2 separate regions of the Homo sapiens genome follow, and region 2 is linked to region 1. Evidence: read pairs that join two places in POLR2A ChIA-PET (ENCODE). Cell type or tissue: K562. All regions are shown on one strand. Region 1 overlaps VCL (vinculin). Region 2 overlaps VCL (vinculin).

Evidence for each region. Peaks named below come from ENCODE experiments on the same cell type or tissue, not always from the same donor. Only the 100,000 strongest peaks of a DNase experiment are listed, where the experiment ranks them.
Region 2: POLR2A ChIA-PET joins it to region 1 with 5 read pairs; 4 of 35 experiments call an interaction of 5 or more read pairs at or near these places.

The regions. Positions count from the first base shown.
Region 1 is chr10:74,019,292-74,023,291 of GRCh38, forward strand. The region is part of intron 1 of VCL (vinculin); the gene reads left to right. Among named protein-coding and RNA genes, the nearest start is that of VCL, 23 kb to the left of the region's middle. In K562, no CTCF peak of the experiment used is centred here; a DNase peak (open chromatin) is centred at 2,070; H3K4me3 peaks cover 805 bases.
Region 2 is chr10:74,108,968-74,112,967 of GRCh38, forward strand. VCL (vinculin) reads left to right here. Exons shown (of 22, transcript NM_014000.3): 18 at 4-189; 19 at 2,942-3,145. Among named protein-coding and RNA genes, the nearest start is that of AP3M1, 40 kb to the right of the region's middle. In K562, no CTCF peak of the experiment used is centred here; no DNase peak of the experiment used is centred here.

The sequences.
Region 1 (4,000 bases):
TTTGTTACATAGGTATACATGTGCCATGGTGGTTTGCTACACCTATCAACTCATCATCTAGGTTTTAAGCCCCGCATGCATTAGGTATTTGTCCTAATGCTCTCCCTCCCCTTGTCCCCCATCCCCCTACAGGCCCCAGTGTGTGATGTTCCCCTCCCGAAACAGAGGTGTTTAAGCTGATGTATAAAATTTTGGTAAAATAATCCTGGTAGTATTGAGGAAGATAGATTGGAGCGCTGGTGAGACACTGGGGTTGGAGAGCCATCCATTCAAGCAAGAGGTAGTAAGAGCTGCCTTCAGGCAGTGGTAGGAGTGCAGATAGAGAAAAGACACATCTGCAGCATGTGTAGAGTACAAGAGGGAGAGGGAGGAAAAAGAAAAGATAAATTCTAGAGATAGACTCATTATTACTTAATTTATATTTGGATTCATAGTGTTCTCGATTTTGAAAATGAATCAGTAAAGTAAATGTTTTAAAAATAACTAATTGGCCCGGTGTGATGGCTCACGCCTCTAATCCCTGCACTTTAGGAGGTTGAGATGGTCAGATCACCTGAGGTCAGGAGTTTGAGACCAGCCTGGCCAAAATGGTGAAACCCTTTCTCTACTAAAAATACAAAAATTAGCCGGGCGTGGTGGCGGGCGCCTGTAATCCCAGCTACTCAGGAGGCTGAGGCTGGAGAATTGCTTGAACCCAGGACTTGGAGGTTGCAGTGCGCCGAGATCGCGACATTGCACTCCAACCTGGGCAACAAGAGTGAAACTCCGTCTCAAAAAAAAAAAAAGAAAAAAATTACTAATTTATTTTCAGGGGAGCACTATGTGGTTATTATCTCTATTTTACAGGTAAGGAAACTAAGGCTGAAAGCATTTGAGTAACTTGTCCCGAGCCAGTAATTGGTGGTGTCGGAGTGCAAATATTTTTATTATGCAAATGAGCTTACTTTGAGATGCAGGGCAGAAAACCTAGAATTCTTATTAAATCTAAAAGATCTCATCAATGATTTTATTGAAGCTGAATATGAAAGAAGTCATGCCTTAACCTTTTTGATCTCACTTGGAAAAAGAAAAACTAAATACAATAGCTGGTAGCATGGATCCACCTAGAGAGATGCTGCAAGAAAACACAATCTAGTTGAAGTGAGAGCTCAAAGGATGGCGCATAAGGAAAGGGCTTGAATTCAGGAATGCCAGTGTTTTTTAATGACTCTGATATGTATTCCAAGCTGGGAGGGACAGATATCTATGCTAGTAAGAAAAAACAGGGTCAATCACTTGGTGGCTCATGCCTGTAATCCCAACACCTTGGGAGACCGAGGTGGGTGGACCACTTGAGCTCAGGAGTTTGAGAGCAGCCTGGGCAACATGGCGAAACCCTGTCTCTACAAAAAATACAAAAATTAGGTGGGCATGGTGGTGCACACCTGTAGTCCCAGCTACTCAGGAGGCTGAGGCAGAAGGGTCACTTGAGCCCTGGAGGTTGAGGCTGCAGTGAACCATGATCGCCCCACTGCATTCTGGCCTGGGCAACAGAGCAAGACCTTGTCTCAAAAAAAAAAAAAAAAAAAAAGAGAGCGAGAGATAAAACAGTAGGGTAATCTGTTTATGATGTATGTGTGGAAGAGTGCATACTAAAATGGTGGCGGGATTGAATGGTAGGATTTCAGGTTAAATAATTGTTTTAATGAAAAACTTTTTCTGACCATAGTTTGTGCTTTTACCCTAACAATGAACATGTGCCACTTTGGAAATAAGAGAAATAAGTTCCGTATTTCCCCTCCATCTTTTCGTTATTGTTTGTACTCTTCCCACTGCCTGGAGTTGCCCTTCCTCTCTCATTAGAATGGGCCCAGTGCAGATGTCACTCTCTTCATGAAGCTCTTCCCAGGCTGCTCAGCAAAGGGAAGCTCTCTCCCTTTGCTGTGTTACTAAAATATTTGACTATGGTTGTTATCATGAATTAGAACTAATTGTGTTCGTGTCTGTTTCCACCCCTCCTTTCTCTGACCCCCCTACCCAGCTTCCAAATTTGAGTCCGTAGAATGAGAGTAGTTACAGACTTCAATGTTGAATTGGTTGCATTTTCAGCACTGCAGTTTTTTTTTTTCCCTGTCAGAACAAGAAAAGATAGATAAAAATTCTGAGTCATAGAAGAATGACTTAAAACTTCCGAAGGCAATGATATATCTATGTAAGCCATATGAATACTCTTGCCTAATTTGGGAACTCTCTGGAGTAAACAGGGCCATAAATAAATAAACCATCTCTGGAACTACCATACCTATTACATCTGTAAAACCAAAACATGATTGCCACATTTCAACTGACATATACCAGAAGACTCTGTCTCTGAACTGGAAGCTCCAACTTGGGCTGTTCTAAAGCTTCTGTAAAAAGGCAAATTCCTCAGTTAGTCTGCTGAAGTTATATACTATAATGATAGCACTAGAGAATGAGAATGCAAAAATCTCCTTTTTTCTCCTTCTTGTCTAGAGATTGAACCTTTTACTTATTCTTGCCAGATAAATAAACCATTCCTCTTCTTTTTTTTTCCAACAAATGTTCCGTTGATCTTTCCTTTTACATCTTTTTTCTTCTTTTTTTCCTCAAAGCAACCAGTCTGGATTAGGCTGATTGTTATCTTCTAATCTCTCCTTCCTTTCCATTACTGCCAAGTAAATCTTTCTTAAGTATAGCTCTGATCTCAAAAGGTTCTTGCTCAGAAACCTATGCCTTGTCCCCAGTCTTCCAGATTAATTTAAATTCCTTATTCTAGCTCTTCAGGGCTATCACATCCCTAACCCCTTTCTGATTGTATTATTTCTCTATGGAGAGCAGAAGTCAGCAAACTATAGCCTGTGTTTTTAACTGTCCAGGAGCTAAGAATAGTGTTTGCATTTAAAAATATTTTGGGAAAAAAACAGAAGATGAATATTTTGAGACACAAGAAGTTATTCAAAATTAAAACTTCAGGCCAGGCACGGTGGCTCATGCCTGTAATCCCAGCACTTTGGGAGGCTGAGGTGGGTGGATCACCTGAGGTCAGGAGTTCAAGACCAGCCTGGTCAACATGGTGAAACCCCATCTCTACTAAAAATACAAAAATTAGCCGGGCATGATGGCACGCACCTGTAGTTACAGCTACTCCGGAGGCTAAGGCAGGAGAATTGCTTGAACCCAGGAGGCAGCAGTTGCAGTGAGCCAAGATTGCGCCATTGAACTCCAGCTTGGGTGACAGAGCGAGACTCCGTCTCAAGAAAAAATAAAATACAATAAGAATAAAGATAAATAAATAAATAAATAAATAAATAAATAAATAAGTAAATAAAACTTCAGTGTCCGTAATGTCTTTTTTTTTTTTTGAGACGGAGTTTCGTTCTTGTTGCCCAGGCTGGAGTGCAATGACACGATCTCGGCTCACTGCAACCTCCGCCTTCCAGGTTCAAGCAATTCTCCTGCCTCAGCCTCCCTAGTAGCTGGGATTACAGGTGCGTGCCACCACACCCGGCTAAATTTTTTTTGTATTTTTAGTAGAGAAGGGGTTTCGCCATGTTGGCCAGGCTGGTCTTAAACTCCTGACCCCAGGTGATCCACCTGCCTCGGCCTCCCAAAGTGCTGGGATTACAGATGTGAGCCACTGTGCCTGGCCCACATTGTCTCTAGATCTCCAGGGACTCTCTGCTGTTATATATCTCCCACCTAAACTCTTAGTTTCAGATGGTTTTCATTTATGAACCAAATATAGACTTGTGTTGTTCTTTAATGAATCATTAGAAGTGAACTTGATATTTATTGAGGAATGAAGATAAAAGGATTGTAGCTTAGTGTGTACGTGCTTTGCCTGCACTGTCTTTAATGCAGTTGTGGGTAATGAGGTTTCAACAAAAGGCTGCATATGTGATGATGGTACCATAAGATAATAATATATTTTCACTGTACCTTTTCTATGTTTAGATACACCAATACTTACAATCGTGTTACAGTTGCCTACAGTATTCAG
Region 2 (4,000 bases), 90 kb after region 1:
TAGCTAACAGATGAGCTTGCTCCTCCCAAACCACCTCTGCCTGAAGGTGAGGTCCCTCCACCTAGGCCTCCACCACCAGAGGAAAAGGATGAAGAGTTCCCTGAGCAGAAGGCCGGGGAGGTGATTAACCAGCCAATGATGATGGCTGCCAGACAGCTCCATGATGAAGCTCGCAAATGGTCCAGCAAGGTAAGTAGTGAAGCTTTTCTTGTTGAGAAAGGATGTCTTCTCGGAAAGGATGAAGGACCATGAAAGACCCAGAAAGAAGAGTCTATTTGGAGTCACCCTCTCTCTCTCCTTTGGTTCCTGTGTTGCCAATAGCATATTCCTCTTCTTACCTGTGCTTTAGTGAGATGTTTCTGACACCTGATGGTTTCTCCTTCAAGCTTGCAAAAGCCAGAGTCAGGGTGCCTGTGATTTGAGAAGAGGATTCCTGTCCTTTGTCCATTAGAGTGCCAGGTGCCTTGACCTTAGCATTTGGGGTCTTTTAGAAATTGCTTATCTTTCTTGGAACTGCAAATGTTTTTAGATGCTACATTGCTAATGATCAGAGCTCCAAATATGAATTGTGTGGGCTGTGCTAAAGCTAGATGAAATGTTTGCATTTTCTTTTTTTTTCCACAGAAGCAAGTAGATTGGTATCTTAGAAGCCATGTGCTTTTGTCCTTTCTCAGAATCATTTCACCTGTCAACTCAAGACAGCTCCAGGCTGTCTCTTACTCAGCAAATCTGAAGGTGTAAATATTAATGTGGTTGGTAAAAATATGGATGCTACAGCAGTCTTGCCCTATGAATAACTTTTGCCTATTTTCCCCTAAATGATGAAAAGTGAGCAGTAGCTTTTCTAGATAAGAGGAATATTATTGCTAACCCTGCAGTGAAAGGTAGCTCTTAGTTCTAAACTGTTTCTAATATGACCCTAGATCTTTTTTTTAATGTTTTTATGACCCTAGATCTTTATTCCCACCACCTATTTGCCTTTATTCTTTACACATCCTCAAAGCTTTCAAGCTCTTGTGTCGATTGTATTTCCTCAGGGACCTCCTGCACCTGCAGCTGATCTTGGATTTTTTTCAGGCTGGGAAATTCACATTGGTTTTTAACTCTGTATTTTGCTGAACTGTTAGCTGTGAGCCCAGGTTCTAAGAAGGAAGGGAGACTTTGCTGGTGTTGGACCTGACCTGTAGAATTATTTATAATGGTATCTCTCCAACTGCATGTGGCAGAGCCCCACTGTGCATGGGGAGTGGGGGAGGGTGACAGTGAAGATTTTAAAGGAAATTTAAATTTCATTACAATGAACCAAAATACACTATGCAGAACAAAAAATATACATGAATTATTTAAAAAAACAAACAAACTTAAAAGCAGACAGCATTGGCCCACATTACTTGCCCCACTCTGCCATTTGTGGCCAGAAGTCCTGAGGTCTATCTCCTGAAGTGTGCAAGATCAGGAGTTTGCTGACTTTGAGTTGTGTGAAGTCAGAAGCTACTTGAACCATGTGTGTACTGGGCTGGGGAGGAATATCTGTTCGTGTGTCTGTCAACCTATCTGTCTTTGTACACTGTGGGACTCTGAGCCTTAGCAGCAGTGAGCTGGCTTTTCTTCTGAGCAGCAGAGATGGGTCTTGGTTGAGTTTAGGCAAAAGAGTTTAGATGGTATCTGAACCCCTTGTTGGCCCTGAATCCTCCAACATCGTCACCCTTTGGAGTCAGGTTTCATGTGCAGGTTAAGACTTTTAGGAGTGGTAACAACCTCAAAGAAAATTCCATATAAACTACTTCCTCTTGAGTACAGATGTTTGATGTAAAGAACCTGTATTCATCATTCTTTGTATAAATGGTTTGGCTTCATTGTGGCAGTTTTTAATTTTCTTTCCATGTTAGTCTATTTTCAGCATCTGGCTTTTATAATCTCCATCCCTGGTTCTAAATTCATGTTCTCTCCATCATGATTCTCATTCTTAAATGAGCACCATTCTTCTGAGCTTCTGTGAGCTCAGCTGCAGTCACTTGCCAAGTTCACATATTATTCTATCTGTGAACTAGATAAGCAGAGTTTGGGGTGAGTGAGAACCTATTTTGCAAGCAATTTAGGTTGTACCCAAGGAGAAGCTTTCTGAGGTGGTACTAGCAATGGATGCAAAAAGAGATGGTAGAAGCTTTGCCTCAGAAGACCTTGAGGGGATAGAGAGCTGGTCTGATGTGTGGGTGTTCCCTGAGATGGGCGGCTGACGAGGTGGCTTCTTGAGGCTCCTTACAGCTGGGTGACAGTGGGGTACTTAAGTTCTCTTCAGTCACCATTGTGTTTGTTTTTCCTGCCTCTTTCCTAGTTTGGTATTCGTTACCTCTGATGTATCATTTTTAATTCTGGGACTTTTAACTCATGAAGGAAATAATCTATGTCTGGCAGCTGCAGAGCTGACCCAAATTGCCTCCTGTGTCCCAGGAAAATGTAGAACAGTGACCATATGATCCAGCAGTGTTCACTTTGTTCTGTACAAAGTAACTTGTGTGGCTGCATTTACTTTTTCTCTCCGGATTCCTTTTAAAGGTAATTTGCTACTATCGTTTGGTTGTTTGGCTCCTCAGAAATATTCTCATGTGAGAATCACTCTTGTCAAGTTTGACTTTAGTATCAAGTATATTAAAGAAATGGATGCCACTTGCTTTCTTGGTGTAAAGATTTCTCTAGAAGCCCTTTGCCATTGGAGTGAGTCCCTTTTCTTCTCTCACCACACAGTGGCTTGGGCTGAGTGGCGCTGGAGGCTGAGAATTCCCCCTTCTGTGAAGCTTGGTACACAAGGCTCCTAGAGAACATGTTTCTTTCTCATCCTAGGCAGGCTTTGGTTACTAAACCAGCTGAAGCCCAGTTTCCCAAGTCGTATTGCTCTTACTAACACTATCCCTATTTCTCATCCTTCCCGCCATCGACAAAGCCGGGCATCCCAGCCGCTGAGGTGGGTATAGGTGTTGTAGCTGAGGCAGATGCGGCCGATGCTGCTGGCTTCCCTGTCCCCCCTGACATGGAAGACGATTACGAACCTGAGCTGCTGTTAATGCCATCCAATCAGCCGGTCAACCAGCCCATTCTGGCCGCGGCTCAGTCCTTGCATCGGGAAGCTACCAAGTGGTCTAGTAAGGTACTGATAAGCACCCCCAGTTGGGGGCTGCTCCATATGCATCCGGCCATGTGCAGCCTTGACACATTGCATCACTCATGATCTGTGCTGGTCCTGTGAGTCTGAGCAGGGCGGGCATCTGTCTGTCTGCACCATGTTGTTAGGACTGGCTTCACAAGTTTGATAGGTCTGCTAACGCCAGATTAATTGGACTGCATTTATGTTTAGGGGATGAAGAGAGATGGGGGGGGTCACTTTTGGAAAGGATTCCTTTTCTTACTGATTTTGTGGCCATCGCTGGAAACCCCTTGGGAAGCCGTGAATGCATCTCTCAATGACTTCCAGGTCAGGAACCATGGTAGACCATTACGAGGTCACCTGGCCTGACCATTGAGCTTTGCCTGCTCCCAACTGACCCCTCACTGATGGCTCAGGGAGAGTTGATGAGGGGGAGAGGCAGCTTTATAGGGCAGGGTCTCTGGGGGAGGACTGCTTGCTGCCCTGCACTTGGCTATGTGGCAGATGCTGGCCTTGATGGGAGTCCACAGAAAATGGGGCCTCACTGACTGCTTGTCCAGGTATCTCAGTGGGAGGGAATGGGAGTGGGAAATGGAGTACTCAAGGCCACAAGACAGGCCGCCATAGAACTTTGGCCTTGGGGAATGAACCAAAGCTAGTTTGGAGAGTAGGGTGATTGGGGTGATCACTTTTCCCTTTAAAGGTGGCATGCTGCAAGAAGAAAGGCTTTGAAGAGTGATGGGTAGTCACTAACCATGGCACTATGCTATCTTCTAACCAACGTGATGGGGTCCTGGAATGATCCTAGGTCTGCACTAGAAGAGGTAGACCCAGAGGACCTTGTCTAACATACCCCTT